Regions from separate parts of the Homo sapiens genome. Here regions 2 and 3 are each linked to region 1. Evidence: read pairs that join two places in POLR2A ChIA-PET (ENCODE). Cell type or tissue: A673. All regions are shown on one strand. Region 1 has its middle 230 kb from the start of ROBO2. Region 2 overlaps ROBO2 (roundabout guidance receptor 2). Region 3 overlaps ROBO2 (roundabout guidance receptor 2).

Region 1 (2,500 bases):
CTATGACTGTACTTAAAAGAGTCTGTGTGCTATGTTCACTCGAATTTCCTGATAGAAATTGTTTTAATATTCTTCCAAGTTCCAAAGCTTGCTCAGTAAGTGTGCCAGTACAAACAATAAGATGTATTTATTTATTCAACTATTTGAGGAATCTCCTAAGCAAGTGTCTTTTTGATTTGTGTCATGGATGAGATTTGCTAAAAAAAAAAAAAAAAAAAAAAAAAATTTATACTTCTGTGCCAGGACACTTTTATTGTAGGAAACAGATTACATTTAATTGGATTTCTGTTCATGCCATTAATAACACTTGTGAGAAAATTTCTTCCGTTACTAATTTTGCTCTATGTCTTTCACAGTTGCATTTCTTATGTTTAAAAAGTGTTGGCAGGATATCTATTAATATTTTATGAGTACACTTTAGAAAGCTCTACTGTCTTATTTTAATTATAAGTTTTTTATTTGAGAACTAATATTTTTTGCTTCTGTGTGCAACTGAATATTTTCTTTCTGAGAGAAAGATTAAAAAGTCATCATAATACATAATTGATTGTAATCCAGAAAGGTAGAAAAATACCATAGATGTCCAATTCTTTTCTGTTATTGTGTTTTGTTGTTCAAGTTTCCCTTTTTTTTTAAATTAAGGCAGAAACTTCTGTTTCACTCAAGTCCCCCAAAAATCCTTCCCAGATTTACAAATCTCTCTGATAACTAAGGGCTGCGATGCTCAAATACTCATGGTCTTTGGGCATGAAATGGCCTACTTCAAACACGTTTTTTTTTTTTTTTTTTCAAATAGCTTTTATCTTTAAAATTTGTATAATTTTTAAAATTTTTAGCCTGTGGTATATCAATTTGTTTCAATATAAGAAATAATGCTGCAAATCATTTAACATAAAATAAATTTAGCAGTTTAGGAAGGACATCACCTGGAATTGTATCCAGCTCCCTTACTAAAAAAATGAGGCTGGGCACGGTGGCTCACACCTGTAATCCTAGCACTTTGGGAGGCTGAGGCAAGTGGATCATGAGGTCCAGAGATCAAGACCATCCTGGCTTGCTAACACGGTGAAACCCTGTCTGCACTAAAAATACAAAAATTAGCTGGGCATGGTGGTGGGCACCTATAGTCCTAGCTACTTGGGAGGCTGAGGCAGGAGAATCGCTTGAACCTGGGAGGTGGAGGTTGCAGTGAGCCAAGATTGTGCCATTGCACTCCAGCGTGGGATACAGAATGAGACCCCATCTCAAAAAAGGAAGGAAGGAAGGAAGGAAGGAAGGAAGGAAGGAAGGAAGGAAAGAAGGAAGGAAGGAAGGAAGGAAGGAAGGAAGGAAGGAAGGAAGGAAGGAAGGAAGGAAGGAGGGAAAGAGAGAAAGGTAATTAAGCAAAAAGCCAGACAAGCAGTCTGGAGATGAGATATAGGCATGAAGTCTTGAAATTACAGCAGTCTGTCTCCCAATCCTTTCTTGATGTGAATGTCAAGAATTGAGATTTGGTTTTCTAGCTCAGAGGACACAAGGCCCAGAGCTAAAAATGCCTACAGGGTGATGATTCACCAAAACTTGTAGTTATGGGTGAGTTGGTCACCAGGAGTTTGGATGAGGTATAAAGTCCACAACATTTAAAACACGACATTTAAAACCAAATCTAATGTTCCAGACATCCTCTGATGAGCAAAGAGAATAGTTGAACAACTACTTCCCAAGATCTGTTTGATTTTATCTCAACATTCTAGAATTTCATCCTTTTAAGGTATGACATAAGCAATATTATTTTACTGATAAGAAAATGAAAAATGAACAAACATGAAATAATAATTTATCTGAGACTATTCTGTGTTTTCACTTAGAGTTAACAATACCATCATTTTCTCCAGGTCCTTGTTCTTGGAAAAGCTGGACATTCACCAAGTACTCTATATCTCAAAATCATCCAACCACAAATGCTGGACTTCTCTCATGAAGCCACTGGATTCTGCTAACCTAAAGATAGTCTTTTCCCAAACTTTGAATATTATAGACCTCAATAATAAAAATCATTTTGAAAAAAATTGATGTCTGCTTATTAGTCATGCAACACTATGAGTTTGTCCACCTCATCATGAAGTCCTTATTTAGTAATGAAATGCTGATTAACACTGATTAACTGATAAATCACTGATTAAAATGGTTCATTAGGCAAGTAACTTGCATCTTATTAATAAACAACCAAATTATCTTCATCTCACATACTGTCACTAAATAGTTTAGTCTTGGAAGGAATTATCTATCTTCTCCAAATAGTAATGCTTTGTTTCTTAATACCTTTCTTAATTTCAAATGCCAGTCTCTTACTACACTTACAAATGGAATTTTAAAAGCTAAATTATGTAATTTTTTGTTTTCAGGTTAGCTTTTCACCATTTCTTGGGTAATGTTACATAAAATATTGTACCTAAAACCTTCATGCTAAATACTCAGCAAAATGATAATATTCAGTAGTCTTGAATCCTTTTAAATTGTG
Region 2 (2,500 bases), 620 kb before region 1:
ATCACATAATTCCTATAGTTTTAAGGGGAAAAGATATCAATTTTCTAAATTAATAGGAATAAGGAGGATGTATACTTGGGTAGATTAAAAAGCATAAAAATTTCAAAAATTTGTTTACAATGACTTTTATTAAAAATGTAACATTTGTCTTGTTGTGCTTTCTTGGTAAGTCAGAATATATTTTTGTTCCTGGAATGAGATATCACAGCTAGAATTCAATAAGATAAATGCCACATTTTTAATGAAAAACCAGCTCAGCTCAACTCTGTGAAAAGAAATGGCTAATGGTTGCCTGTAAGGTTAAAAACGGAATATAAAATTAATCTTTTTATATCAAGGATCAATGCAAGCTGAATAGTCAAAATTATCTCTCCCTATTAACCATATCTTTAATGATTTATTGCATTCTTTATTGATAGTTTAAATTATTCCAGTAGGATAATTAGCAGTCTTAGCAAACACAATGAAGCTGACTAAATGATTCAGGTGAGATGAGTCAGCAACGTAGCAGGTGCAGAAACTGCAAGCCTTGCACTTGGGAAAATTGTTTTATGAATTAACGACTTGCTGTTATTTTCTTTCTTTTTCCCTGGCCAGTGGGAGCCAGAAGGCCATTCACTCCAGGAAATCAACTAACATCCAGGAAAGACAGCATTTCTTTCCTTTGGGATTGAAATTTCTTGTCCCCTCAACCCACTCATCCCAAACAACAAATAACAATTACGATACATGCTTTGTGCGAACAGGAGTTCAAATCCTAGGTGTACCACTTATGAGATACGTGAACTTCTACAAATTATTTAAGCTCACTTCAATTTCTTCAGTTATAAAATAGAGATAGCAATTGCACCCATTTTAAGGGAATTGTAATAATTAAATGAAATAATACATCAAGTGCTTACAACACTGACTAGCACATCATAAATAAAATATAGATTAGCAATTATTAATTCAGCCCTGTGTTTTCAGTAGCAAGCGTTCTGTGGTCTGACAATGCTTCCATAAGATACAACTTCAGGATCAGCGGCAAGAGAGGCTACTCTAATCCTGAATCCAGTGGTTTTCAGGTTAACCTCATCCCTTTTCCAGTGCCTCCAGATGCCTACAAACAGGTTGCTCATATTCCGCACATTCCATATGCCCTCTCCAGGAATCTGGCACACCTTCCATGTAGAAATGTCACTTTTAGAGGCTTCAGCTCAATGTTAAATTAAAATATGAAGTTCGCTGTTAGCAAATTTTAAAAGGAGTATGACTCTTGGGAGAGAACATAGAGTTCAAACACTTTCATCAGATTTTCAATGCAAATTCTTACCCTATATGAACTTTGGAAGCTGAGTTAATCTTATTTGTATTTTTAATCATTTTCTTTTTACATTCATATACAGCTTTGTGGGGGAAAATTAAAGCAAATTAGTAAATGAAAGCAAATTAGTAAATGATTTCAATGTGTAAGGTTGAATTGAACATGGGTTTCTTCAATCAAGAAAAACTTTCCTTCCTTCCTTCCTTCCTTCCTTCCTTCCTTCCTTCCTTCCTTCCTTCCTTCCTGACCAAATGATATCAGCTATTCTTTTTACTCCTTAGGTTTTATGCACACACACACACACACACACACACAGACACACACATATGTATGTGTGTGTAGGTATTTACATTATACACACCACATTCAAATAGGGTTTCCCCCTTTATGATCAAGAAAAAGAATTTCTATACCTTCAATTATCTATATATTCCCATTATTCAAATCCTTATCTGTTACCTTAATCTCACGCCTGATTTCTGAACACTCTGAAGCATCTTAACCTTCACGACAATCAGGTATCTCCAATTCAGAATACAAAGTGGAACTCATCTTCTTCACCCCCAAAACCTGCCCGCCACAGTGGGCCCCATCTCTGTTCATGGTTCCTTTATCCATCCTGTTGTTCAAGTTAGAAACCCATCGATTCTCCTTGATCAGTCTTTCCCACACATCATGAAGCCGGCACTTGGAGTCCTTACAGCTCAATGTCCCAAGTATTTCTAGAATATGCTCACTTTGCTCCATTTCCACTGCCATCACCCTAGCCAAATCCACCATTATTTCTTGTCTGGACAGCTGAACGACCTTTAACGTGACATTCCTGCTTCGTTCTTGCTCCCTCCCAATCCAACCTCAATACAGTAATCCCAGGAATCTTTAGAAAATATGAACTGGGTCATGCACTCCTTGGCTTTAAATTCTTTCATGGTTTCTAGTCACACCACGAATCATATTAAGGGGCTGGGCGCTGTGGCTCATTCCTGTAATCCCAGCACTTTGGGAGGCTGAGGCAGGCAGATTATTTGAGATCAGGAGTTCGAGATCAGCCTTGCCAACATGGTGAAACCCTGTCTCTACTAAAATACAAAAATTAGCTGGGTGTAGTGTCGAATGCCTGTAATTCCAGCTACTCGAGAAGCTGAGGCAGGAGAATGGCGTGAACCCAGGAGTGGAGGATGCAGTGAGCCGAGA
Region 3 (2,500 bases), 340 kb before region 1:
TGTCTCAAAAAAAAAAAAAAAAAAAAATTTACTTTGTCTCCAAGCTTTCAATTAATGAACTTTGGTTAGTAGCGATCTTAATACCTTAAGTCAAAGGAATAAGCAGATTACTGTTGTGTAATTATAACTCCAACATCAAGCTTTCTCAAACATTCTTTTAAAAATCTCAGAGGGAGTGGATTCAATCTATGCTTTTACTGTTATTTAATCAGGATTGAGGAAATTGTACCTTTTAATTAAGCTAAATTGGTAGTTTAAAATTCCCTATTAGATTTATTTTGTTAACCATAACTATATTATGTAATAGAGTCAATATTTTGTTTCATATTTAGCGGTATTTGCTTGACATAATGGTGTTTAATATTTGTAAGACCTCATCTGATATGAATTATTTTTGCGCCTGTACTTTTTAGGAAAGAAAATTGGCTGCAATATTAGTGATCTCTCCTGTGCTTCAGACTGTCCTCATTTATTGCTGTATTGATAAGCCTGTGTTGATTAAGGAATGGGAACATGAGAACTGAATACACAATAGTTCTTTTTATACATTGTTTTAACTTTATATGAGAAATACGAACTAAGAAGTTCAAGTAGTTTTCCTTTCCTCTTAAGCGTTGAGTGAAGAGAGAAAGAAAAAAAGTTTCATGCAGAAATGATTAGAAGAGGGAAGTACCTACCAATAACTGGGCTTCCCCCTTGCCCAGTGTAAATAAGAAGCAATGAAACACAGTATGTCCTCTGCTTAAACAGCCATCACAATATTGTGCTATTAAAGCCCCTTTAATCGATAGGAATGAACACAGTGGTTAAATCAAAAGTGGTAACCAAAATAGTTGATTGCCACGGGGCTTAAGGAGTGGGTGAAGGCATTGAAGGAGGAAGCACAGAAGTATTTCAAACCTACCTCCTTTAAAATTTACCAATTCAGCCATCTGCCAAGTTTACAGCTATTATTATCCATTCTTATTTAAATGATAATAAAATCACTTGCTGACAGGAAATTAGTCATGCAAGGACCTGCAGATGCACTGCCTTCTGCCCAGGCCTCGCGTCTCTGTGTGCAAAGTTCAAGGCTGCTCATTTGCTCAAACCGCATGGGGTAGTGAAATGGTGACAGCTTGAAGTTCTTCAAGGTATCCCCCAAATTCAACAGATCCTTTATAACTTTTCGGAGTGGATGTGTGTGTGGGAGGGAGTGTGTGTTTCTAAATGCCAGATCTTCTCCCTGATTTCTTTCATCTTTCCTTTGTTAGAGTACGTATTGAAAACCCAAAGGAAAAAAGAAGGTAACTATCTGCCTGTGTAACTTTTGCACAAATTCTTGGCACAATAAAATTAGAAGAAAGTGTCATATTAAGCAGTAATATTATAATAAAATTCTATCTTGATAGTCTAGAATTACTTTTTAAATTACACATAGTAAAAGAGTACACCAGGAAAACATTCTAACATACAACGGTGTGCTTTAGAGAGGAAATATTTCCATAAAACTTTCAGTATTATGGTGGTAATAATTAATACAATTTATTTTTGAAAGTATTTTGGTTTTACTTTAAAAGTTTATTTAGTAATGAAACTATGAGTATTGTATCTTTTGGAGACCATGGTTAATCTTATATGACATCAGTCTTAATAGTAACAATATCTGATGTTTATATAACACATTACAGTTTGAAAAGAGCACTCACAATTATCATGTCATTAAATTTCCACCCTTTAGGGCCCCCTCAAGTGGGCACCAGTGCTCCCTTTTTGTGGATGAAGATACTGAGCTTCAGGCAGATTAAAGAACTCACCGAAGGTCATGGAACTAATAAATACCAAAGGCAGCAAGCAGTCTCAGATTTTCTAATTCAAAGCCTAGAAGCCCAGATGCAGGATGACACAATTACTAAATGAGCATTTGCTAAACCTAAGAAAATTATAATTTAGTAAACAAGTTGAAATAGAAAGATGATAGTATTGTTTCTTCTTAGGTAAAAAAATTTCTACCATAAACAGGTGCATATTGCATATATCCCAGATATGAGTCCCCAGTGTACATATTTACTAAATCTTGGCCATTTTTCTTGTTTTGTTTTGTTTTTTGTTTTTTGAGACAGAGTCTCGCTCTGTCACCCAGGTTGGAGTGCAGTGGCGTAATTTTGGCTCACCGCAACCTCCGCCTCCTGGGTTCAAGTGATTCTTGTGCCTCAATCTCTGAGTAGCTGGGACTGCAGGCGCGTGCCACCACACCCGGCTAATTTTTTATGCTTTTAGTAGAGATGGGGCTTCACCATTTTGGCCAGGCTGGTCTTGAACTCCTCATCTCAGTGATCTGCCCTCCTCGGCCTCCCAAAGTGCTGGGATTACAAGCGTGAGCCACCATGCCTGGCCAAATCTTGGCCTTTTTACACCTGTACGCATACCTGAATTTCATGTTGTTTTTTTGATAAATTAGACAATTTTTTGCAATGACATCATTGGAAGAGATCAAGGAAAGGTAACTTTGGAAAAGACC

Evidence for each region. Peaks named below come from ENCODE experiments on the same cell type or tissue, not always from the same donor. Only the 100,000 strongest peaks of a DNase experiment are listed, where the experiment ranks them.
Region 2: POLR2A ChIA-PET joins it to region 1 with 33 read pairs; 1 of 35 experiments calls an interaction of 5 or more read pairs at or near these places.
Region 3: POLR2A ChIA-PET joins it to region 1 with 7 read pairs; 1 of 35 experiments calls an interaction of 5 or more read pairs at or near these places.

What each region holds. Positions count from the first base shown.
Region 1 is chr3:76,810,635-76,813,134 of GRCh38, reverse strand. It overlaps a transcript of ROBO2 not described here. Among named protein-coding and RNA genes, the nearest start is that of ROBO2, 230 kb to the left of the region's middle. In A673, no CTCF peak of the experiment used is centred here; DNase peaks (open chromatin) are centred at 134, 654 and 1,524; H3K27ac peaks cover 2,221 bases.
Region 2 is chr3:77,425,730-77,428,229 of GRCh38, reverse strand. All of the region lies in intron 2 of ROBO2 (roundabout guidance receptor 2), which reads right to left. Among named protein-coding and RNA genes, the nearest start is that of ROBO2, 390 kb to the right of the region's middle. In A673, no CTCF peak of the experiment used is centred here; a DNase peak (open chromatin) is centred at 1,469; H3K27ac peaks cover 2,492 bases.
Region 3 is chr3:77,146,562-77,149,061 of GRCh38, reverse strand. The region is part of intron 2 of ROBO2 (roundabout guidance receptor 2); the gene reads right to left. Among named protein-coding and RNA genes, the nearest start is that of ROBO2, 110 kb to the right of the region's middle. In A673, no CTCF peak of the experiment used is centred here; a DNase peak (open chromatin) is centred at 1,051.